3 separate regions of the Mus musculus genome follow, and all the other regions are linked to region 1. The links are chromatin loops, found by intact Hi-C in ENCODE. Cell type or tissue: heart. All regions are shown on one strand.

Evidence for each region. Peaks named below come from ENCODE experiments on the same cell type or tissue, not always from the same donor. Only the 100,000 strongest peaks of a DNase experiment are listed, where the experiment ranks them.
Region 2: a loop joins it to region 1, with 10 times the contacts of the local background. A loop is called at or near these places in 21 of 42 quality-filtered maps.
Region 3: it touches region 1 in a loop (16-fold over the local background); 10 of 42 quality-filtered maps call a loop at or near these places.

The regions. Positions count from the first base shown.
Region 1 is chr3:64,035,965-64,043,964 of GRCm38, forward strand. No RefSeq gene overlaps it. Among named protein-coding and RNA genes, the nearest start is that of Vmn2r1, 42 kb to the right of the region's middle. In heart, a CTCF peak has its summit at 3,942 (motif pointing right); a DNase peak (open chromatin) is centred at 3,967; H3K4me3 peaks cover 788 bases; H3K27ac peaks cover 596 bases.
Region 2 is chr3:64,787,789-64,795,788 of GRCm38, forward strand. It overlaps the pseudogene Vmn2r-ps11. Among named protein-coding and RNA genes, the nearest start is that of Vmn2r7, 72 kb to the left of the region's middle. In heart, a CTCF peak has its summit at 3,334 (motif pointing left); no DNase peak of the experiment used is centred here; H3K27me3 peaks cover 595 bases.
Region 3 is chr3:64,303,354-64,311,353 of GRCm38, forward strand. No RefSeq gene overlaps it. Among named protein-coding and RNA genes, the nearest start is that of Gm23897, 11 kb to the right of the region's middle. In heart, a CTCF peak has its summit at 3,644 (motif pointing left); no DNase peak of the experiment used is centred here.

The sequences.
Region 1 (8,000 bases):
TTTCCCTGTACCCATATCTTCGAGGGTTTTCTCTACTTTCTCCTCAATAAGTTTCAGTGTCTCTGGTGAAAAGCATGTTCTTAAGGGTTTGATGAGTTCTTTCTACAATACCTTGGCCTTGGGAATTATAGGTAATGCCAGTAATATATTTAATGCCCATTTGAGCACAGAACTGTTTAAAGCTGGCACTAGCATATCCTGGGCCATTGTCTGTCTTGAGGATCTTAGGCTTTGGCACAGCCACCAAGCAGGAGAGAACATGGCTGATAACATGTTTGGTGGCCTCTCCTGTTTTTAAAGATGCACAGATAAAACCACTAATGGTATCAACAGAGACATGAATATATTTTAGCTTTCCAAAGTGGGTGTAGAGGGTGACATCCATTTGCCACAGTTCATCAGGGGTTAGTCCGCGGGGGTTAACTCCCACATGTGGCTCAGGTAAAAGGGTCAACAGCCCTTACACTGCCGAACAATTTGTCGAACCTGTTCACCGATGATGTAAAATTTAAGCCTCAGGGTATGGGCATTAAGATGATGAAAATCATGGGCCTATTGAGCAGCAGCAAGAGCGGTAATTGACAAGGCAGAAGCTATTACCTGCGTGGCCTGATCAACTATATCGTTGCCTTCAGACAAAGGTACAGGCAGGCCAGAATGAGCATGAATATGGCCAATAAAAAGGGAAAATTACGAGCAAGAATAAGGTTCTGAAGTTTAGCAAACATTGGAGATGCATTGGTAGAAGGGCAAATATATGGGATGGTTTCTAAAAGAGGAACAGAGGTGGCCACATAGGCACTGTCTGTATACAAATTGAAAGGGTTTTTGGCAGGAGTTCAAACACTTTAACAATAGCTGCCAGTTCAACAAGCTGCACTGAGGAAAAGTCTGTCATAAAACGTGAGACCTCCCCACCAATATTAAAAGCAGCCATACCTGAGGAGGACCCATCAGTAAAAACTAACATAGCCACAGGAATCAGGTTTGGCTTTGTTCTCTTAGGGAAAACTACAGGTGTCCTATGTAGAAACTGAACCAGTTTATCAGCAGGGTAATGATTGTCAATTACACCTTGAAAGGAGATACAATTAATGGCCCAATCATCACTATTTTTGATTAACCACTGAACCTGGGAGGTATCATAGGGGAGAACAAAATATTTGGATCTCTGCCAAAAAGCTTCAACGTAGCTTCTCTGCCCGGGCACAGAACATTAGAAACCAACTGATGATATGTGGGCAGCACTCTAGAGGGAGAGGCTGGCAGGTGGACCCAAAACAAAGGTTTAAGTTGCCACAGCAGACCTGTGGGTGAAAAGGAAGTAGGGAAGACAAGGAACTGGAGGGGGAGTTCTGGGAAGAAATATCCAATATTTTGTTCATTGATTGCTTGGTCTACTCTAGCTAGTGACACTCGTGCCTCTTGAGTTAGCATGCGTGGAGAGGACAGATCTGAGTCCCCTCACAGAATGTCAAACAAAGGTTTTAACTCTCCTGTTGTAAGTTTCAGATAAGGGTGAAGCCAGTTAATATCTCCTAACAAATGTTGAAAATCATGAAGAGTTTGCAAGGAATCTTGACTTACCTGAACCTTTTGAGAGAGAATTTTGTTAGGAAATAATTCAAAACCCAAAAACAAGTGAGGAGGGTGGATCTGAATTTTCTCTGGAGAAACCTGGAGTCCTTGACTCTGAAGGGCATTAACAAGTTTTTGACCAGCAATATATAATTGGTCCTCATCAGATCCAGCAATCAAAATGTCATCCATGTAGTGGACAACATATAGATCAGGGTAAGATATTCTGAATGGATCAATAATTTGTACCACATATTTCTGACAAAGGGTGGGACATTTGGCCATGCCTTGAGGAAGGACCCTCCATTGGAAGTGAGGAGAAGGCCCTATATAATTAACTACTGGGAGGGTAAATGCAAAGCGTTTAAAATCTTCAGGATGGAGAGGAATGGAAAAGAAACAATCTTTTAAATCAATTACTAATTTGGCATATCCCCTAGGAATAGCCACTGGAGAGGGGATCCCAGGTTGTAGGGCCCCCATGGGGACCATGGTCTTATTAACTGCTCTAAGATCGTGTAACAGCCTCTATTTACCATTTTGTTTTCTTATAACAAAGATAGGGGTGTTCCAAGGCGAAGTGGAAGATTCAATGTGTCCAGCTGCCAACTGTTCCTGCACTAACTCTATGGCTGCCGACAATTTTTTTGCAGGAAGGAACCATTGGTCAAGCCAGACAGGGGTGTCATCTTTCCATGTAATTTTATCTGTCTGGCATGCAGGGAGAGCAATGGTCCTTATGAAAAATGGGAGTTGTAACCTAAGCCTGCATGATCGACCTTGGGAGGGATTTCGATTGGCTCAGGCCTCCCTTGTCCAAATTTACCTAGTCCCTGTCCAGGGAGATAACCCTGGGTGAGCATTTGTTGAGTAATGACTTCATTGGGACTGCACATAATGACTCTCATTTGAGAGAGAATATCTCTCCCCCACAAATTAATAGGCAGACCCGGGACAACATAAGGCTGAATAGAGCCAGAGTTTCCCTCACCATCTTCCCAAATCAACAGCTGTGAACTCTGGAGAGTATTTTTTGATTGTCCAATCCCCTGTAAGTGAGTTAAAGAGGCCTTTAACTGCCAGGCAGCGGGCCAGGCACTTGGTGAGATTACAGTGGAATCAGCACCTGAGTCTAAGAGGCCCTCAAAGCTCTTGCCATTTATCTTAAGGCAGAGTGCAGTCTTTGGTAATTGCTTGGACCCAGGAAAGGTCTGATGACCTTGGCTGTGAGGAGCCACGACGAGTGCTCATTGCTGGATAGGAAGTGTCTAAAGGTAGAGGCAAGGCTTGTGCTAGATGTTGCCCTTTGAATATAGATATTGGACCTTGAGAGGTACTAACTAAAAATTTAATTTTTCCAGTGTAGTCATTATCTACTAATGAGGGATGGACAGTAAGCCCTTTTAAAGTGGTGGAAGCATGCCCTAATATTAGAAAATAAGTATTGGGTGGAGGAGGCCCAAAGACCCCCGTGGGAAGGATAAGAACGCCATCCTCGGGTGTTAAAATTGAGTCGGCAGCGGAACACAAGTCCAATCCTGTACTACCTGCAGTGGCTCTGGAGAGACCAGTGGCTGGTTTGTCTGCTGGCTGTTACCCGTGGCCAGAAGAAATGGGATGGTCTTGGGGACTCGGGGCTGTCCCCCATAGCCGTTTCCCTGAAAGGGAGGCAAGAAATTCTCAGAAACATCTGTTGGGGATTGGCAGGTGTTGGCCCAATGTCTGCCTTTTTTTTTTTTTTTTTTTTTTTTTTTTTGCAGCGTAGACAAAGAAAATTACGCCGTGTAGGCTGAGAAGAATGGCCAGTAGACATCACTGGGGCACCGTTAAGGGAAGGCGTAGTGGGACACTGTCGTGCGAAGTGTCCAGGCTGGCCACGCTTAAAGCAACTTTTCTGTGGGCCTGCCTGCTTAAGAGCTGTGCCAATTGCCACGACATGCTGGACGGCTGCACCCATCGCAAGATTAACTGTTTGAGACATCTTGTGAGTAAAAGTATCTACATCACGGCAGAGACGAATCATTTCATTAAGATCTTTGTCTCTAAATTTACCGCAAAAAAACAGCCTTACAGGCCGAATTAGCATTCTCATAAGCCAATTGTTTAGTTTGCTATCTGCATCCTCATGCCCCAAGGTCCTCTCTGCAGCCTCAAGCAAACGACTCACAAATTCACTAAAATCCCCTTGGGCCCCTTGGATAACTTTGGTTAGAGGCGTAATAACCAAACCTTTTATAGGGATAGTGCGCCAAGCACCCAGGTTTGCATTAGCAGTCTGAGCCAAAAGACCCACAGGGAAGTGTTTCTGCCTGGCTTCTGCCATGTATTTACCTTGACCAGAAAGCTTTTCATAGGTCCAGCCAGCAGATGGCGCCCGAGGAGTTTTCTGATTAGCCACTGCAACTGCCGGACACTGATTGTGGAAATCGGCTTTCCATGAGAGAAATTGTCTGCGTGTTAACACAGTTTGAACTACTTTAATCCACTCACTGGGGAGCATATGTCCACCTCCCGGAAGAGCTTCTAGAAGCAAAAGCATGTAGGGGGCAGATGGGCCATAAGCTGGAACTGAGAGTTAAGCTCTTTTAAGTCTTTGAAACGTAGTCTGCGGAATTCTGTCTGCTGGACAGGAGCAAATATTTGTCCCTCTGGCTCACGTTCCACTTCGTTTTCACTCTCATTATCCTCTCCGCCCTCTCTGATAGTGTCCGCGGAGAGGTCGGCCTGGGGCGTTTCTAAAGACCCAATTTCTGCAGAAGCAGATTTGGCATGGGTGACTGGGGGCTGTTCCTCTGCTGTAGAAGTGGTCAGGTCGTAGCTATCTGCTCTCGTGGAGTGAGTGATTAAGGGGAAAGCCAATGTTTTAGTTTTCACAGTCGGGGGGGGGGGGGGGCTTTCTTTTTTATGCCGCCGCTGAGGCTGCGACTGGGGGAGGGGCAAGGATAATCTCTTTTAAAGAATTTTGAAGTGAAGCGAGCTCTGTAGAAAGATGGGCGTATTGTTGCTGGAGCTCTAAAACTTCTTGTAATCCTGCTACCTGAGAAGCGAGCTTGTCTTTAGCATCAATCAGAATAGGGACAGAGATGGCTCAGCGGTTAAGAGCACTGACTGCTCTTCTGAAGGTCCTGAGTTCAAATCCCAGCAACCACATGGTGGCTCACAACCATCCATAATGAGATCTGAAGCCCTCTTTTGGGATGTCTGAAGACAGCTACAGTGTACTTCCATTTAATAATAAATAAATCTTTAAAAAAAAAATAAAATAAAATAAAAAAAAAGAATAGGGACCAGCAATGTCTGGGGCCACGGAGTGGGAACTCAACAGTGGCAGATAAGGCGGGGTGCTGCAGGGAGGAGCTGAAGCGCTAGGCAGTTGCACGGGCTTACCAGGACGGACTACCTCTTCTTCTTAAGTGTCTGCGTCCCCAGAAACTAAAGGGCCTTCGGCCAAAGGTTTTTTAAAGACTGGATTGATCAATGGCAGATCAGTAGGCGATGTGCTTAACAGGATATGGGGGTAGAGAGCAACCTGCGGGACTTCGGGCCTGTCTGCAGCTATTGGAGGCCTTTTGATAGGGAGGGGAGCTCTCTGAAGCTTCCTGAAACAGGGGATGGAGGTAGTATTCTGCTACTGACAAAAGCTGCTGTTTCTCCTGATCGTTGACTGCACTCTCTACAAAATCACGGATTAGACTCCAATAAGTAAATATATTTGCAGGAATACCATCAGGGCCCTGCTTTGCCAAAATTTCATTTAATTCTCTACCTACTCTTCTCCATTTCTTGCATTGTATCTCTGCTCCATCTATAATAAACCATAGACATGCCTGGTCTATGAAAATAAAAAAAGTTTACCAAATCTTTCTTTTTAACTCTAACTCCTCTTCCCCTGAGAGACATCTTTAAGCCTTTTATAAAGGCTGCCTCTTTCGAAAGCTTAGTTTCCATTTCTCAGTGGAAATGAATCACTTACCGAGGGCTGCTTTCTCCCATAAGCTGTGTGAGTGGTCCTCCACTACTTATTTTTTCTCTAACTTCTCTGGGGTAGTCAAACTCTGTAATCTCCACCTAAGGTAAACAGTCCAAACCTCGGCTCCACGTTGAGGCATCACTTGTCCCGTCCAGCAAGACCCAGTTATTCGTGGGTACAAGGGGGAACGCAAACATGCAAGAGAAATGAGCGAGAAAATGAAGCAAGACCAAGCAAAGAGTTGTTAAGGTCTGTTTAATGAAGGCTAGGAGCCTGATTATAAGCACACAGTGAGAGAAAATAGGGAGGGGCTGAGGGGGGATTAACAAAGAATAAAGAAGTGGGCATCTGGGGACATGAAGGCCGAATTCAGACTGCAGGCGGGAGGCATCCTGGGTCTTATCTCCGGAATGTAGATTCCTCCTTAACAACCTTGGGTGTCAGGCTGGGCTCAGTGCATAGCTCATGTCCTTAGACGTCTTGGGAGTCAGGAAGAGATAAGGAAGAGGGGACTATAATTCAAACTTTTAGGGTCTTAGGTGCCAGGAAGGGAATGGGGAGGAGGAGGCAACCAGCTCCTTAACACAAGGCCATTTAACTTGTTAGGGTGGGAAACTGTGAAAGGCTTACTTTCTCATGATATGGACTCCAACACATGAGATATGATTTTAAATCTGCATCTTGCTTTTCGGGTGTGTTGGGGGTATCCAGGACTCGATGTGGTGGGCGTACTGGGTTCTGATGATGTTGATGTCCAGTGTTCTTGGTTTCTGTTAGTAAGATTCTTACGTTTGCCTTTCAACATCTGGTAATCTCTGGTGTTAATGTTCAAGCTGCCTCTGGCTGTAACTTGATCCTCCTGTGATTCTGTTAGCCTCTGTCAACTCTCACCTGAGTTCAGTGGTCAGAGCACTCTCTGCAGGCAAGCTCTCCTCTTGTCCAGAAGTCTGGAGCTCTGATCCACCTCCTGAGTCCTGGGGTCAGAGCCCTCCCTGTAGGCCAACTCTTCACTGGCAAGGAAGGTGCCCAGGAATCTGGGTCTCAGCTCTGTCTCCTGGCTGAGGATGAAGGCCTGAAGGGACCCTGACCAAGAAGCTCTGTTGCTTCTATTGCCCACGTGCTGTCAGGTGATCATGAGGTCCTGAGTGTCCTAGGGGTCCTGTGGCATGGAGAGCCCCAGTTGCTGTCGACCAGGTTCACGCAGAAGATGGCTGGGCCTGTCCCGATCTGATCGGATCCCAGCATCTGGTCAAGTGGGGCTCCTCCATCCCTGCCCCCACTGGCACAAGACCCTCCTTGACTCTCTGGAGCTGATGTTGCGATCTACCCCCCTGCAATCCTGAGGCTTTCCTGAGGACCTGCTGCGCGTGTAGAGTACTCTAGGGCCCCCATCGGAATCCGTCGGGTTCAGAAGGAAGATGGCTGGGATGGCCCCAACCAGAAGGGATCCCAGCCTCTGGTCGGGTGGGGTTCCCCTGTCCCTGTTCCTGCTGGCACAAGGCCCTCTGCAATTCTTTGGAGCTGATGTTGCGTTCCACTCACCTGTGATCTAGAGGTGATCCCGAGGACCTGCAGCATGGAGAGTGCACTGGAGCCCCTGTTGACCTCCTCTGGGCCAGAAGGAAGACGGTGGGGGGGTAGCCCTTGGTAGTTTCTTAACAACAAGGTCTAATGCATTTGCAAAGAGGAACCAGGAATGTATGTGATATCAGATAGTAATATCAGAATCTATGAAGTGATGCTACTTTTTTCTTTTTCCTTTTTTTAAATAATCATACCAATTCTTCCCATTACATCCCAGAAGGGAAAGCTTCCATGGTGGACAGAACTTTCTATCTCAAATAATGCAGAGAGAACAATCTCTCTCTCTCTCTCTCTCTCTCTCTCTCTCTCTCTCTCTCTCTCTCTCACACACACACACACACACAGACACACACACACACCTTTTATTTATTTATTTATTTATATATTTATAGGATATTTTATTTTTTTGAATGTTTTCTTTATTTACCTTTCAAATGTTTTACCCTTTCCTGGTTTCCCTGCTCCCAGAAGCCCCCTATCCCATTCCTCTTCCCCCTACTTCTATGAGTCTATTCCTCCACTCACTCACCCCTTCCCCCTCCCAGCCCTCCACTCTCCTACACTGGAGCACCAATTGGGCTCATAGGACCAAGGACCACTGTTCCCAGTGATGTCTGACTAGGCCATCCTCTGCTACATATGCACCTGGAGCCATGTGTACTCCTTGGTTGGTTGTTTAGTCCATGGGATCTCTGGGGGCTCTGGCTGGTTGATATTGTTGTTCTTCCTATGGGGTTGCAAATCCCTCCAGCTCCTTCAGTCCTTTTTCTAACTCCTCCATTGGGGTCCCCATGCTCAGTTCAATGGTTGACTGTGAGCATCCACCTCTGATTTTGTAAGGTTCTGGCAGGGCCTCTCAGTAGGCAGC
Region 2 (8,000 bases), 750 kb after region 1:
AATGGAATACTACTCAGCTATTAAAAACAATAACTTCATGAAATTTGCAGGCAAATGGATGGAACTTGAAAATATTATCCTGAGTGAGGTAACTCAGTTACAAAAGAACAACACGGTATGCACTCACTGATAAGTGGATATTAGCCATCCCATATACAATCACCAAACCTGGGACACTATTGTGGATGCCAAGAAGTGCTTGCTGACAGGAGCCTGATATGGCTGTCTCCAGAGAAGGGGTTTGCAGCCCCAAGGAGCAAGAAACAATGTCAACAGACCAGACACCCCGGAGCTTCTGGGAAATGGACCACCAACTAAAGAGTACAGATGGAGGGACCCAAGGCTCCAGCCACTTATGTAGCAGAGGACAGCCCTGTTGGACATCAGTGGGAGGAGAGGCCCTTGGGCCTGAGGGTATTTGATGCCCCAATGTAAGGAAATTCCGGAGGGTGAGGTAGAAGCTGGTGGGAGGGTGGGGGAGCACCCTCATAGAGGCAGGGGGAGGGAAGATGGGATAAGGGGTTTCTGAAGGGGAGACCTGGAAAGGGGAAAACATTTGAAATGTAAATAGAGAAAATATCCAATTAAAAATAATATATGAAAAATAGGAAGGGGGGACAAAATAATCACAGGAAGTAGAGGGTAGGCCGGACTTGGAAGGATGAAAGGAGGGGGAGAGGAAAAGAAGAGGGAAGGATCAGGTGTGGGAGAGATGTACAGAGAGGTGTCAGAAAATTAAGCAGAAGTGTGGGGTGGGGAACTGGGGGTAGCCAACAGAATGTCCCAGGTGCCAGGAAAGCAAGAGGCTTCAGGCCCAATGGGGATGAGATTCGCTGAAAATGCCCACCAAAGGGGAAAGAAAACCTACACAGATCAGATCCAGAGATTAGGCACGGCCCCCGTTTGAGGGCTGTGGCCACCTACTCTTCTCAAAATTTTAACCCAGAATTGCTCCTGTCTAAAGAAAATACAGGGGCAAAGAGTGGAACAGAGACTGAAGGAAAGGCCATCCAGAGACTGCACCCACTGGGGATCCATCCCACATGCAGCCACCAAACCCAGACACTATTGCTGATGCCAAGAAGTGCTTGCTGAAAGGAGCCTGATATGGCTGTCTCCAGAGAGGCTCTGCCAGTGCCTGACAAATACAGATGTGGATGTTTGAAGCCAACAATAGGACTGAGCAGGGGGACCCCAATGGAGGAGTTAGTGGAAGGACTGAAGGAGCTGAAGGGGTTCACAACCCCATAGGAAAAACAACATCAACCAACCAGAACCCCCAGAGCTCCCATGGACTAAACCATCACCCAAAGAATACACATGGAGGGACCCATGGCTCCAGCTCCATATGTAGCAGAGGATGGCCTTGTCTGGCTTAATAGGAAGGGGAGGCCCTTGGTCCTGTGAAGGCTTGATACAACAGTATAGGAGAATGCTAGGGCAGTGGGGCAGGAGTGGGTGGGTGGGTGGAGGAGCACCTTCATGGAGGCAGGAGGAGGGGGGTTGATTCATCTCTTTCAAGCTCATCTGTTTCAGTTCATTACAATCAGCTGGACGTTGGCAATAACAAGCAGGTTACTGGAGAAGAGTCAGACGTGGATACCACTTCATCACCCTCTTCTCGGGGAGAGAGACTCAATTTCCATAAAATGCTTAAGTAAGATCATTCCCCTCCCCCTAAATTCGGCAATCAGTTCATACCACGAATCATTTATAGATTGCTGTAGACTGTGCTTCCGACATGGTAATATACATTCTCACCACATTGGAAACTAAACAGTCATCCCAGGCTAGACACATCGAAAAATTGGAACTTGAAGCCATCGCCCGTGAGAGTTGTAAGACTAAGCACTGCACAGAGATTAGTCTGGAAGCTGTTAGACAGTCTCTAAGAGGCATGTCTGACTGCATGAAGGTTGAGTGCCCTAGGGTCCTTCCCCCAAGAAAAACGGCACAGGAGCAGGTCAGGGTTACTCTGGGTAAAAATCTGTGGGCTTGAGAGTCAATCCTGTACATGGCCCCTAACATTGCACACTGGGGATCAGACCTCTACCTCTACCCACGGAGCTTGCTTCATTCCTAAATCCCTTGGCTAGCCCAGGTTATACCCAACAGACTGGAACCGTTAATTCAAGCCTCATAGATGACTGGTCATTGTGTCCTTCGTGGTTTTAGAGAATCACCCAGTGAGCAAACAGACATTTAGGCAGCCATTAAAAACGTGGCTACAAATTTATTATCCAATATGCCTTTATAAAAATATTAAAACGGGGGCGATGTTGGGAGCTATTAAGACAACTCTATTGTCTTGATCTCCGAATTGGGCCTCTACCCCTGAGAAGAAAAGGGGGTCAAAAGTGGGCCACCAACGCACCGTTCCAAGAACAACCACAGAATGTTCCAGCCCTAAGTCAGCACCAGATGCCCTGGCCACACCCTGATACCACCAAGTTCCTGCTTCCCCTTGTAGCTGCCAAAAGAAAAATTTCCACTGCCCCACCCCTCCTGCTGAGTACTTCCTCCTTTGCTTGTGCATTTCTACTGCGCCATTCCTCCTGCTGAGAAGTACTTCCCCTTTTGCTTGTGCATTTAAGCCTTGAGCCTTGCTGAATACAGTGAGACCTTGATGCTACTCAGACTGCTTCCCTGTCGTTCCTGCACTTGGTTTCTGTCTCTTCCTCCCCCCATTTGGTTCTTAGAAGAAGGTGCCCTCGAGACCCTCGAATAACTGGACCTACTGGACGGGTCAGTCTACAGCCTAGAGCTGGGCAGAGGAAAATAGGGAAGGTTTTGGTTCCAGGGCTTGGGGTCAGAGGTAGTCCCACAAGGGAAGAGAGAATGTGTAGAAGATGCCATGAGGAAAGCGATGGTGAGAACTGACCATGAGGGCTGCTCAGTCGGAGTAAGAACCACCCAGGAGGAACAGGGCAGGTCATATTTTGGATTTATTGATAGGGAAGTAGATAGTACTACCTTAGAGGGTAGATATCTGCCCAGCTCTAGCACATTAAAGGCTTAATATAAATATATAAAGAAAAGTTTTGTGCCTTTTATCTGGGACTGCATGATCAAAGGCAAGGAACCAAGGCTAGGCCATGACTGCCAGATCGGAAAGGTTAGGGAGAAGTGTGTGTGAAAGAACAAGTGTGGGCCCATTTCATCATTTATTTGTTTTTTGCTGTTTATGAATAAATAAAAAGTATTAGAACCTTTTCCATTGAGTTTCAAGGAATTTGCTTTCTGCCCTGTTTTACAGCAGTTCTCAACATTGGGCGTTGACAGGAGAATGCCAGCTGGAGTTTAGCAGCCACTTAGCACCATCTAGAGGCCACAGTTTAAATTGCAGGCCATTTGCCGGGCGGTAAAAATCAGAGCTGCTTTAACACCACACAGTCTTGCCTTAAATCAAACGCAATAGGTAAATATACCACGCAATAAATATTCAGATATGCTTCTAGTCTAAGAACCGCTGGCCTTGATGTCAAAATTGATGCCTCAAAGCCACTTGTGATCCTAAAGGGAATGAAAAAGAGCAGGTAGAACCACAGAGTACATTGAAAGGCCAAGAGGGGATCCCTAAACTTAGCAGGCACTTGCCTTCCTTACCATGCCTCAAAGCCAACTCTGACTCGAAAAGTGAATGAGGAAGAGTGGGTAGAGTGCAGAAAAGGATTCAGGGCGGGGCCGAAACTCACACCCCAAAAGCCAAAGAGCCAAGGGTGAGGGTAGAGATCTCCGAGCCTAATGAGAGAGTGACTGGCAAAAGACTAATGAGACGGGTACATAAATTATTTAATAAATTATTGAAAAACCCACCAGAAAGTAATGTCGCCTGGTACTTTAAAATGAAAACAGTGAAGGCACTGTACCATGTAGCCTATCCGTTAACACCAGGAGCAGACTAGAAAAACTCATCAAAGCTATGAAAAAGATAAAATTGGAGGACGAGGAGGCCTCTGCCTCAGTGGAAAGAACTTGGCAGGATACTAATTGCATAGTTAAGACTAAGACTAAATTCAAGGAAGTTAAAATTGACATCCCATTAGCAGCACCTCAGCAGGTGGAGCCTACCATAGAGAGAGCATCACAAAAAGAAATACCTAGCGTTCTCATGAAGACTATAGTCGATCTGGATGAGGATCAACTTATGGGCAAAAGGCTAACCATGAATGTCACAAAACGACTAAAGGACTCTAACCCTCTCAAAAATGCCCTAGAAACAGGACTGGTCCCATCACTACCAGTGACAGTCCCCAGGCTTCAAACACCAGGAAGGGGTTCTGGAGATTCCAGTCCCAAGGAGGTGATGATGGAAACCATAGCATATACCCCACAAGAACTTATTGAACTAAGAAAAGACTGCCCAGAATGGCATGAAGGATGCATGCTAAATTGTGAAACTGTGGGAGAAGGGAGCAGATACAATGTTATCAGACCAAAAGATGTGCAAAATTAGGAACATGGTGAAAAACCTCACAGTGTTCGATGCTTTAGAGCAAGTGTTAGGTACCTCCTGGGGAGATATGCACTCAATGCTTGATTGGATAACTGCAGCTCGGAGACATGTGGTCCCCTCCTTAGATTTAACTCAGTTTGAGGCCTCAGCAAAATGGAATAGTTTACAGGAAACAATTCAGTTAGCAAGAAAATTAGGAGTGCTCTACTTCACCTACAACCAGGTACCTACCCCATAGGCAGCACCAACGTTGGCCCAGTTCTTGAAAACCCCGTTAAAAGGAGCTCCACAACATCTCAGGATGACCCTAGCCGGACCACTGCAAGGATGTCAAACTGTGGCAGATGTCATAGACTTCTAACAATCATACAGAGAGTTAGACTCAGAGAAGGTAGTATCCCTACCCACTAAAAGTAAGAAATATAATGGAGTACAGAGACAGTTCAAAAACATAAGACCGCTTGGAAGACAGAATACCAACCTCAAAATTAGATCAGGACCAAGCCACTCATGGAATCCCACCAGACACTTGTTGGAGCAAGCTCTTCACAGACCTATTTTAGGGCAGGGGGGACCCAACGGCCGAGGATTCCCTCACCCAGGATTCAACAACCAAAGACCAAGCATAGGGGCAAGACCTATGAACAGGATGCCACCCAAGAAAAACCTAAGAGAACAACGACATCCCTTTCAACCTGAGGGACACAATATTTAAAACCCAGGGTAGCCAGTAAAGAAACCCAATAACAAATGGAGATTCAGTAGACTACAGGAACATAAATACCTATCAGAGCAGATGCCAGGACAATTGCCAGATGTAGAAGATATATTTCTGCAAATCAGGCAGGTGGCACTCACATGGTTAGCCAGAGTAGACCTAACAGACATGTTCTTCAGCATTCCCCTACATCCCAACTCTAGATAAATCACTACATTCCCATGGGAAGGAAAACAATAAAAATTTACTAGAGTTCCACAAGGATACAAAAATAGCCCAATTATAGCACACAATGCATGGAGATGAGCTTTAGAGTCATTCCACACACCAGAAGAAGTAATAATTTTTTCATATGGAGATGACCTTTTATTAATATCAAATGATAACCAAATATTAAATAAAACAGTAGCAGGCTTAATTGCACACCTAACAAATGAAGGATTGACCATTAATAAAGACAAAGTAAAGGGACCAGCAGAGGAAGTGAAGTACACTGGTCAACTAGAGGACCATCCATTCCCCCAGAAATAATTAACAAATTAAAAAAACTTACCAAGACCCCAGAATAAGACAGAATCCCAGAATTTAATAGGTTTATTTGGGTATTGGAGGCAACATATACCATACCTCTAATTGTTGGTCCAACCATTATACAGCATAGTTTAAAAAAAAAAGCATCTGATTTCACCTGGGGATCACCCCAGGAAGAAGCATTAAAAATTATATTAGAATATATAAAGCACTTTAGTAATTTAATTTATATCAATGTAGATAGCACCATGATAATAGATATCCTCTATATAAAGGGATATGGCAATTAGAATATATTAATGGTTTACTGATGACTCAGCCACCACTAAAAAAACATGGTGTGCTAGAGAGCAACAGCTTTCAGGCAGGAAGATGGAATGGTACTAATAGAGGTAGGAAAGAGCAAATCAGCACAACATGCAGAAGTAATAGCAGCCCTGTTGACAGGAAGACAGTCACATAAGGATGAAAAGGACTTACACCTTTTTACAGACTCTTGGTGCATGACCAGTTGAATAGCAATTTGGCCAGAAATAATAGAGATTAACAAAGTGGAAAATCAATGGAAAAGACTTATGTTCTAAAGAAGCTTGGATGGAGACAGCTCAATTCAGCAAATACATTAGAATTAAGGTATATCATGTAGATGCCCACCAAAACAAAGATGAGCTATGAACTAAACATAGTAACGAAGCAGACAGACTGGCAAGTATGGCAGTAAAACTTGAGGCACATTACTAAAGTGAACAGACAGGGCCTACAAAACTTAAACTTAAGAGGAAATGGACCGGAGTGACTCCCCACACACAGGCAAAGGTTACAAGAGAAGAAATAGAACAAATACACAAATTCCTCAGACATGCAGGAAGCCATGCAGCATACCAATGGTTCACTCAAAGGAACATAGCCATAACATATAATAAAATTAAGAATTCCATATAGAATTGTGAAGGATGCCCTGCAACCAAAATCAGATTTAAGCATAATTACGATGGAATAGGCACTCAGAGACTACATTTTAATAACACACTTCAAATCGATTGCATAAGACCATTAAATGAGTATAAGAAACAATACACATGCACAAGAGTAGATGTCTACACAGGATTAGGTATGGCCAGACGGGGCCCAAACCAGACCAAAAATTAACAATATTTACATTGTAGTCATGGATTTCAGCTTATGGTATACTGAGAATAATACAAAGTGATCAAGGAACCCACTTTACTGGTAAAATTACACATAGACTATCACTATCAAGTAGTATTGAAACATTCAATGGGAGACATCTTCGTTCCAGGACTCCGATGAAAGTAGTCTGCATAGGTGAGAGTGTGGACTACAGAAACTAACAGCTTCTGGGACAGGCGGGAGCCACAGAGCTTCTGAGGCAGCCCCCTTTTCAGGCTCCAGACATCTGGGCACCTTCCCAGCCAGGGATAGGTATCCGCCCTGCCCAGGAGGGCTTTGCAGGAGCACCTGGAGGAGCCATCTTGGTTCCCGGATCCCTCCGAACTAGTCTGTGCAGGTGAGAGTGTGAACAACAGAGGCTAACAGCTTCTGTGACAGGCCGAAGCAACACAGCTTCTGGGACAGGTCCTATTTCCGGCCTTCATCTTCGGCCAGGAGGGAGGTCCGAACAGCAGATATCTGTGAACTTTCCCTGTAAGAGGAGAGGTTACCTGCAGAGAGTGCTCTGACCACTGAAACTCAGAGGAGAGATATAGTCTCCCAGGTCTGCTGATAGAGGCTAACAGAATCACAAGAGGAACAATCTCTAACCAGAGACAACTATAACAACTAACTCCAGAGATTACCAGATGGCGAAAGGTAAACATAAGAATCTTACTAACAGAAACCAAGACCACTCACCATCATCAGAACCCAGCACTCCCACCTTGCCCATTCCAGGGCACCCCAACACACCTGAAAACCTAGACCAGGATTTAAAAGCATATCTCATGATGATGGTAGAGGACATCAAGAAGGACTTTCATAACTCACTTAAAGAAATACAGGAGAACACTGCTAAACAGGTAGAAGACCTTAAAGAGGAATCACAAAAATCCCTTAAAGAATTGCAGGAAAACACGACCAAACAGGTGGTGGAATTGAATAAAACCATCCAAGACCTAAAAAGGCGTGTAGAAACAATACAGAAAACGCAAAGGGAGGCAACGCTGGAGATAAAAAACCCTAGGAAAGAAATCTGGAACCATAGATGCGAGCATCAGCAACAGAATACAAGAGATGGAAGAGAGAATCTCAGGTGCAGAAGATTCCATAGAGAACATC
Region 3 (8,000 bases), 270 kb after region 1:
TACTACCAGAGGATCCAGCAATACCACTCCTGGGCATATACACAGAAGATGTTCCATCTGGTAATCTTTGTCCCTTCTTTTCTCTCTTCAGTAGTTTATTCAAGTTTACCTCTTGTAATACACTTAGGTTTGAGTTTTCAGCTGTAGGTGTGTATGTTTATGCACTCTGTGTACACCAGCCGAGTATTTCAACATTCCAGCAAATCTCGATGAGTGTCTGGATACAAAATCTATCATTTACCCCGATGGATCCTGAATTGGCCCCTCTCTTTGGGGGGGGGGTGAGTACCTCTTTTTTATCTCCTTTTCATGTCATCCAATTTTGAATAATTCAAATAAATTTGTTTTGTTTTTAAAAATTATTTTCGTATATTTTGAATATAATCATTGAGGGTTTTCTTATAATCAATATTATGTGATGCAATTTATAGGCATCTTCTCATTTTGGCTGTGTCAAGAGCTGGAAAATATTACTACCTCCATGTCACAAAAGAAGCTTCTTAACCCTGGAAGACTGAACACCTTGCCAAAAAGAGTCAGAGACCTGGGCCCTCCTCACTAGCTTGCCACGTTGCTCCACTTACTCTTTCTTTTTTTCTTTTCTTTTTTTTTTTTTTTTTTGGTTTTTCGAGACAGGGTTTCTCTGTATAGCCCCGACTGTCCTGGAACTCACTCTGTAGACCAGGCTGGCCTCGAACTCAAGAGATCCACCTGCCTCTGCCTCCCGAGTGCTGGGATTATAGGCGTGCGCCACCACACCCGGCTTCCACTTACTCTTTCATTTGCTGGAGTGATATCACTTCTTCCCATTCTTTCTCTTTGAGTGCTAAACTTCAGCTCAGCCCTGAGAACCAAGACTAAAAGACAATCTATTAACCATGCTTCTAGATAGGATTAATGCTGTCAGTTTCTGTATCTATAGTCTAAATTCACCTCTCATGGGACCTGTTTTGCTTTGTAGATTTTCTGCCTAGATTTCTGTCAGAAGTTGATAGTGAATAATTCTGTGATCATTCTTTATACCACGTACAAAGCCATTTACAATAGATACTTAAGGATACCCTTTCAGTTACTTGAATAAGAGGTCCAACTTGCTGTTTGACCAAACTTAGTGCCAATGAGAAGTGAGACAGTTTTCAGCACAAGTAGTAAGTTTCAAGGTAGAACGTGGACCACACAAAAGTATTCTTTGTAAGGGTATACCTGGGTTAATGGAATCAAGTTTTTTTTTTTAAATAAAGAAATTAATAATGAAATCATTGTTTGGTAACAGTGGTTTAACTTCAGACAGGTGTCCCAATAGTGTAGGAACTGGGGAAGATCAATGTCATGATGCTTGTAGACCTCAAAACTGTTAATTTTTTGTAGACTAATTGAACCAAAGTCTGAAAGAAGCTGGAACTCAGAGTACTGATCTTGATATTAAGGTTTGCTTCGTTTTATGGTGGGGAGGAATATGGTTCTATGAATTCTTAAGAAGATCAACATTTTGATGGCATATTTGACATACTTTCTAGGATAATCTGATAACTGGATTCATGTGTGTGTGCGTGCCTGCTTGTGTTTGTTTTCTGTATAAACTCCTCACTGTGATTTGGTAGTTTGAACAGCTAAATAATAGAAGCAAGACCAAATTGGATGCATACTGCACCTTGAAAAAGATGCTGCAGTTGTATTATCATATCAAATAAGATTTGATGATTTACTTACCACTGGGAGAAGGATAAGGAAACTCCAGACCTATCAAATTCTGCAGTGAATTCTATAAAATTCCTCAGGCAATGTAGACACCAGAAAATGGAGAACATTCTTAGATAATATTACAAGATCCTATGACCTTGAGTGTAGAAAGGACAAGTACAATGTAAGAGGAGGGTAGCTGGCTAGTGTTATATTGGTGTCAAATTATACTAAAAAAATATGAAAAGTATAATATTTCATGACTGAGTCCTATTTAATTATAGTCAAGTTGGTTTAACATTTAATATGAGAAAATATCATGTTCACAGTTATAGAAAACTTTTTGCTAATGTATACAGGCATACATGCTAAAAACTGTTATTTTTAAAGAGATTAGATATTTCCTGGTTGTTGATAATATCTCAAAAATCATGAAGTAAATGTCTTTCTATGTGACTTGTGGAAAGATTTTCTTTTGAGACTAAGAACAAGAAATGATTCTCTTTCAGTGTTGCATTTCATGAGTCTTTTCAATAAAAATGTTTATTACTTTAAAATGAGAAAACAAATAACTCTGGGACTCTGGGCAATCTTCCTGAAGTAAGACACTACCGAATTAGTTTGGTTTGAAATCATATCACAGTGAAAATCATATCCTAATCAGAACATTAAAAATATTGTAATTTTGCTTGACTCATTTCCTCATCAAAGTTGTCTGCCTATCTGACACTGCTCTGGCAGTCACCAGTTCTTGAGAATGCAGCAATAGTCATGACAAATACATCAGCAAATAAAGTGAGAATGTACCTGATATCATTTGTGCAAGCAGATTCTGTGATGTTTAATCAATGCCCAAATCACCTAAGAATACATTTCTTAGAATATATCTGTGTCATCACATGGTAATTTCAAATGATGGCTGTAATTTCAAATGATGACAGGTGCATGGAATAAGGGAGTAGCTACAGAGAACAATGGCATGATTGTGCTTGAGGAATCTCCATGGTGAATATGGTAGCCTGAAAGGATTCCTGATACTTGTGTCATGATTCAAATTCTCCCTTTCTTTAAGAATCTGAACCAATAATTTAGGTATGATATGAAAAATTAGTTTTGGGGCTAGAGAGATGGCTTAGTGGTTAAAAGTGTGTACTGCTATTACAGACAACTCAATTTTGATTCTCAGCACATGTTTTTGCAGCTCATAATAACCTTTAGCTCCACCTTCATGTGAATTCAATGCTTCTGTTTTCTTGGACAACTACACTCCTGTATATATACACCCCATCTATACATCAATTAAATTTTTTTATTGGTACCATGTCAATCTGGAAGAATCTTAGCATCTTGACATTAAATTTAATCTGTCAAATTTCTTCCTATTTCATTACTGAACACACAAATTGTTAGAAACTAGCATGGCATACTCCTATTGAACTCCTAAGATGTTGGTCTTTCTATTCCTAGGCACCTAAAAATTTCACTAGCTGTCTAGGTCTCAGACCTGAACTGGTCAGGGACATAGTGCTTCTATACTTCAAACTACATGTATGTTTCTATTTAGGGCTGTACTTACATGCCTAGGGTAGTAAATACTTCTATATATTTCTTTCTGTAAGGAAAGATAATTTCAAAGGCACTTTCATTTATTTCTAAAAACCAGGCAAGTTTCCCATTATGATTATTATAATAATTATAATTGGTCCTGAAATTCCATTTGTGAGGAGTCATGTAGTTCATCCCAAGCAGGTTATATCTATGAAGGGAAGAGCATAGAGATCAATAGTTATGATTGATATTTACTTTCAGCTTTCTAGCACATGTGGTCTGATGCCAATTGGTACCATGTCAAACTGGAAGAATCTTAGCATCTTGAGAATAAATTTAATCTGTCAAATTTCTTCCTATTTCATTACTGAAGGCACAAATTGCTAGAAACTAGCTTGGCATACTCTAATGCCACCATGTGGTAAGAAACTGCCATAGATGTGTAAATTACTGGGTATATCCATACTCCAGTGAGAATTCTTTGGATTAACAAACATTGGGGTCTTCTGGATTACCAGCTGTGGTAAAGAATTATTTGATGGAGTGGTACAGAATAGTTATTTCTTTTGACCCTAGCAATGAATTGGTTGTTCTAAGCCTGTGGCCATCAGGCCAAATGCATTCAGAATGTCTATCAGAAATATTAATAGTCAAAGTGTGGTAAATATCAGAATCACCACGATATATCTTTAAACAGACTACTGGACTCCTTCTCTAGTATTCCACAATAAGTAGGTATACTTAGAGGCCTGGAACTTTGCTTTTCTCACAGGCTGTAGGATGATAGAAAGCTACAGCCACAGAGTCACACTTTCAGGACCATTAATGAGCAAACATTTTTCTGTACATTGACTCTGAGGAGGATCCTTGTGGTCCTAAGATCACAAAGCAGAGTTTGGGGGGTGGTGGTGGTAGTCCTGCTTGTTTCTCCAGTTGAATTCATTCTGTTGTCACAGCAGTACAAGTTAGAATAGAAAACATGTTCATTATCTGAAGTTAGGGATATAGCAGTCCAAAATGAAGAACAATGTGTTCTATAAGGATGATTCAAGTGTTTTGATTTTTCTGGGGAATTTATCCACCCATTGAAGTTGTTTAAGAGAACAAAAGGCATTGAAGTAATTTGCGTGGCAGGATAAGAATGAACTGTATTAGGGTCACAAATCCCTTCTGGTCCATGACACCACCGGGGTTCCTTGCCTGTGGAGTCTCTGGACACCCGAAAGGACCCCCCACAGGATCACCCATGAGATCTTAAGACCTCTGGTGAGTGGAACACAACTTCTGCCAGGAGGCAGGTTCGAACGCCAGATATCTGGGCACCTTCCCTGGAAGAGGAGAGCTTGCCTGCAGAGAGTACTCTGACCACTGAAACTAAGGGGAGATCTAGTCTCCCAGGTCTGCTGATAGAGGCTAACATAATCACCTGAGGAACAAGCTCTAACCAGAGACAACTATAACAACTAGCTCCAGAGATTACCAGATGGCAAACGACAAACGTAAGAATCCTACTAACAGAAATCAAGAACACTCACCATCATCAGAACGCAGCACTCCCACCCCATCTAGTCCTGGGCACCCCAACACACCTGAAAAGCTAGCCCCGGATTTAAAAACATATCTCATGATGATGGTAGAGGACATCAAGAAGGACATTAATAATTCACTTAAAGAAATACAGGAGAACACAGATAAACAGGTAGAAGACCTTAAAGAGGAAATACAAAAATCCCTCAAAGAATTGCAGGAAAACACGACCAAACACGTGATGGAATTGAATAAAACCATCTAAGACCTAAAAAGGGAAGTAGACACAATAAAGAAAACCCAAAGTGAGGTGACACTGGAGATAGGAACCCTAGGAAAGAAATCTGGAACCATAGATGCGAGCATCAGCAACAGAATACAAGAGATGGAAGAGAGAATCTCAGGTGCAGAAGATTCCATAGAGAACATCCTCTGAGTGAAAGCTAGAAAACAGTTTTTCAAGCAATGGTTTGAAGAACCAAGCTGGAGTAGCCATTCTAATATCAAATAAAATCGAATTCCAATCTAAACTTATCAAAAAGACAAGGAGGGGCACTTCATACTCATCAAAGGTAAAATCTTCCAAGAGAAACTCTCAATTCTGAATATCTATGCCCCAAATGCAAGGGCAGCCACATTCACTAAAGACACTTTAGTAAAGCTCAAAGCACACCTTGCAGCTCACACAATAATAGTGTGAGACGTCAACACACCACTCTCATCAATGGACAGATCGTGGAAACAGAAACTGAACAGGGACACAGTGAAACTAACAGAAGTTATGAAACAAGTGGTTTTAACAGATATCCACAGAACTTTTTAGCCTAAAACAAAAGGATATACCATCTTCTCAGCACCTCACGGTACCTCCTCCAAAACTGACCATATAATAGGTCACAAAACAGGCCACACAGATACAAAATTATTGAAATTGTCCCATGCATCCTATCAGATCACCATGGACTAAGGTTGATTTTCAATAACAACATAAATAATAGAAAGCCAACATTCATATGGAAACTGTACAAACCTCTTCTCAATGATACATTGGTCAAGAAGCAATAAAGAAAGAAATTAAAGACTTTTTAGGGTTTAATGAAAATGAAGCCAAAACATACCCAAACTTATGGGAAACTATGAAAGCATTTCTAAGAGGGAAACTCATAGCTCTGAGCGCCTCCAAAAAGAAACTAGAGAGAGCACACACTAGCAGCTTGACAACAAACCCAAAAGCTCTAGAATAAAAGGAAGCAAATTCACCCAAGAGGAGTAGACTGCAGGAAATAATCAACCTTAGGGGTGAAATCAACCAAGTAGAAACAAAAAGAACTATTCAAAGAATGAAAGAAAGGAGGAGCTGGTTCTTTGAGAAAAGCAACAAGATAGATAAACCCTTAGCCAGAATCACTAGAGGGCACAGGGACAGCATCCCAATTAACAAAATCAGAAATGAAAAGGGAGACATAACAACAGATCCTGAAGAAATCCAAAACACCATCAGATCCTTCTACAAAAGCTATACTCAACAAAACTGGAAAACCTGAATGAAATAGACAAATTTCTGGACAGATACCAGGAACCAAAGTTAAATCAGGATCAGGTTAATGATTTAAACAGTCCTATATCCCCTAAAGAAATAGAAGCAGTCATTAATAGTCTCCCAACAAAAAAAAGTCCAGGACCAGATGGGTTTAGTACAGAGTTCTATCAGACCTTCAAAGAAGATTTAATTCCAGTTTTTCACAAATTATTCCACAAAATAGAAGCAGAAGGTACCCTACCCAATTCATTCTATGAAGCCACAATTACTGTGATACCTAAACCACAGAAAGATCCAACAAAGATAGAGAACTTCAGACCAATTTCTCTTATGAATATCGATGCAAATATACTCAATAAAATTCTTGCTAGCCAAATCCAAGAACACATCAAAACAATCATCCATCCTGACCAAGTAGGTTTCATTCCAGGGATTCAGGAATGGTTTAATATATGGAAATACATCAATGTAATCCATTATATAAACAAACTCAAAGACAGAAACCACATGATAATCTCGTTATATGCTGAGTAAGCATTTGGCAAAATCCAACACCCATTCATGATAAAAGTCTTGGAAAAATCAGGAATTCAAAGCCCATACCTAAACATGATAAAAGCAATCTACAGCAAACCAGTAGCCGACATCAAAGTAAATGGTCAGAACCTGGATGCAATCCCACTAAAATCAGGGACTAGACAAGGCTGTCCACTTTCTCCCTACCTATTCAACCTTGTACTAGAAGTCCTAGCCAGAGCAATTACACAACAAAAGGAGATAAAGGGGATACAAATTGGAAAGGAAGAAGTCAAAATATCACTTTTTGATGACGATATGATAGTATATATAAATGACTCTAAAAATTCCACCAGAGAATTCCTAAACCCGATAAACAGCTTCAATGAAGTACCTGGATATAAAATTAACTCCAACAAGTCAATGGCATTACTCTACACAAAGGATAAACAGGCTGAGAAAGAAATTAGGGAAAGAAAACCCTTCTCAATAGTAACAAATAATATAAAATACTTTGGTGTGACTCTAACTAAGGAAGTGAAAGATCTGTATGATAAAAAACTTCAAGCCTCTAAAAAAAGAAATTAAATAAGATCTCAGAAGGTGGAAAGATCTCCCATGCTCATGAATGGGGGAGGATCAATATAATAAAAATGGTTATCTTGCCAAAAGCAATCTACAGATTCAATGCAATCCCCATCAAACTTCCAACTCAATTCTTCAACGAATTAGAAAGGGCAATCTGCAGATTCATCTGGAATAACAAAAAACCTAGGATAGCAAAAACTCTTCTCAAGGATAAAAGAACCTCTGGTGGAATCACCATGCCTGACCTAAAGCTGTACTACAGAGCAATAATGTGATAAAAAAAAAACTGCATGATACTGGTATAGTTACAGACAAGTAGACCAATGGAATAGAATTGAAGACCCAGAAATGAACCCACACACCTATGGTCACTTGATCTTTCACAAGAGAGCTAAAACCATCCAGTGAAAAAAGACAGCATTTTCAACAAATGATGGTTATCGTGTAGAAGATTGGGAATTGATCCATTCCTATCTCCTTGTACTAAGGTCAAATCTAAATGAACCAAGGAACTCCACATAAAACTAGAGACAGTGAAATTATAGAGGAGAAAGTGGGGGAAAGCCTCGAAGATATGGGCACAGGGGAAAAATTCCTGAAT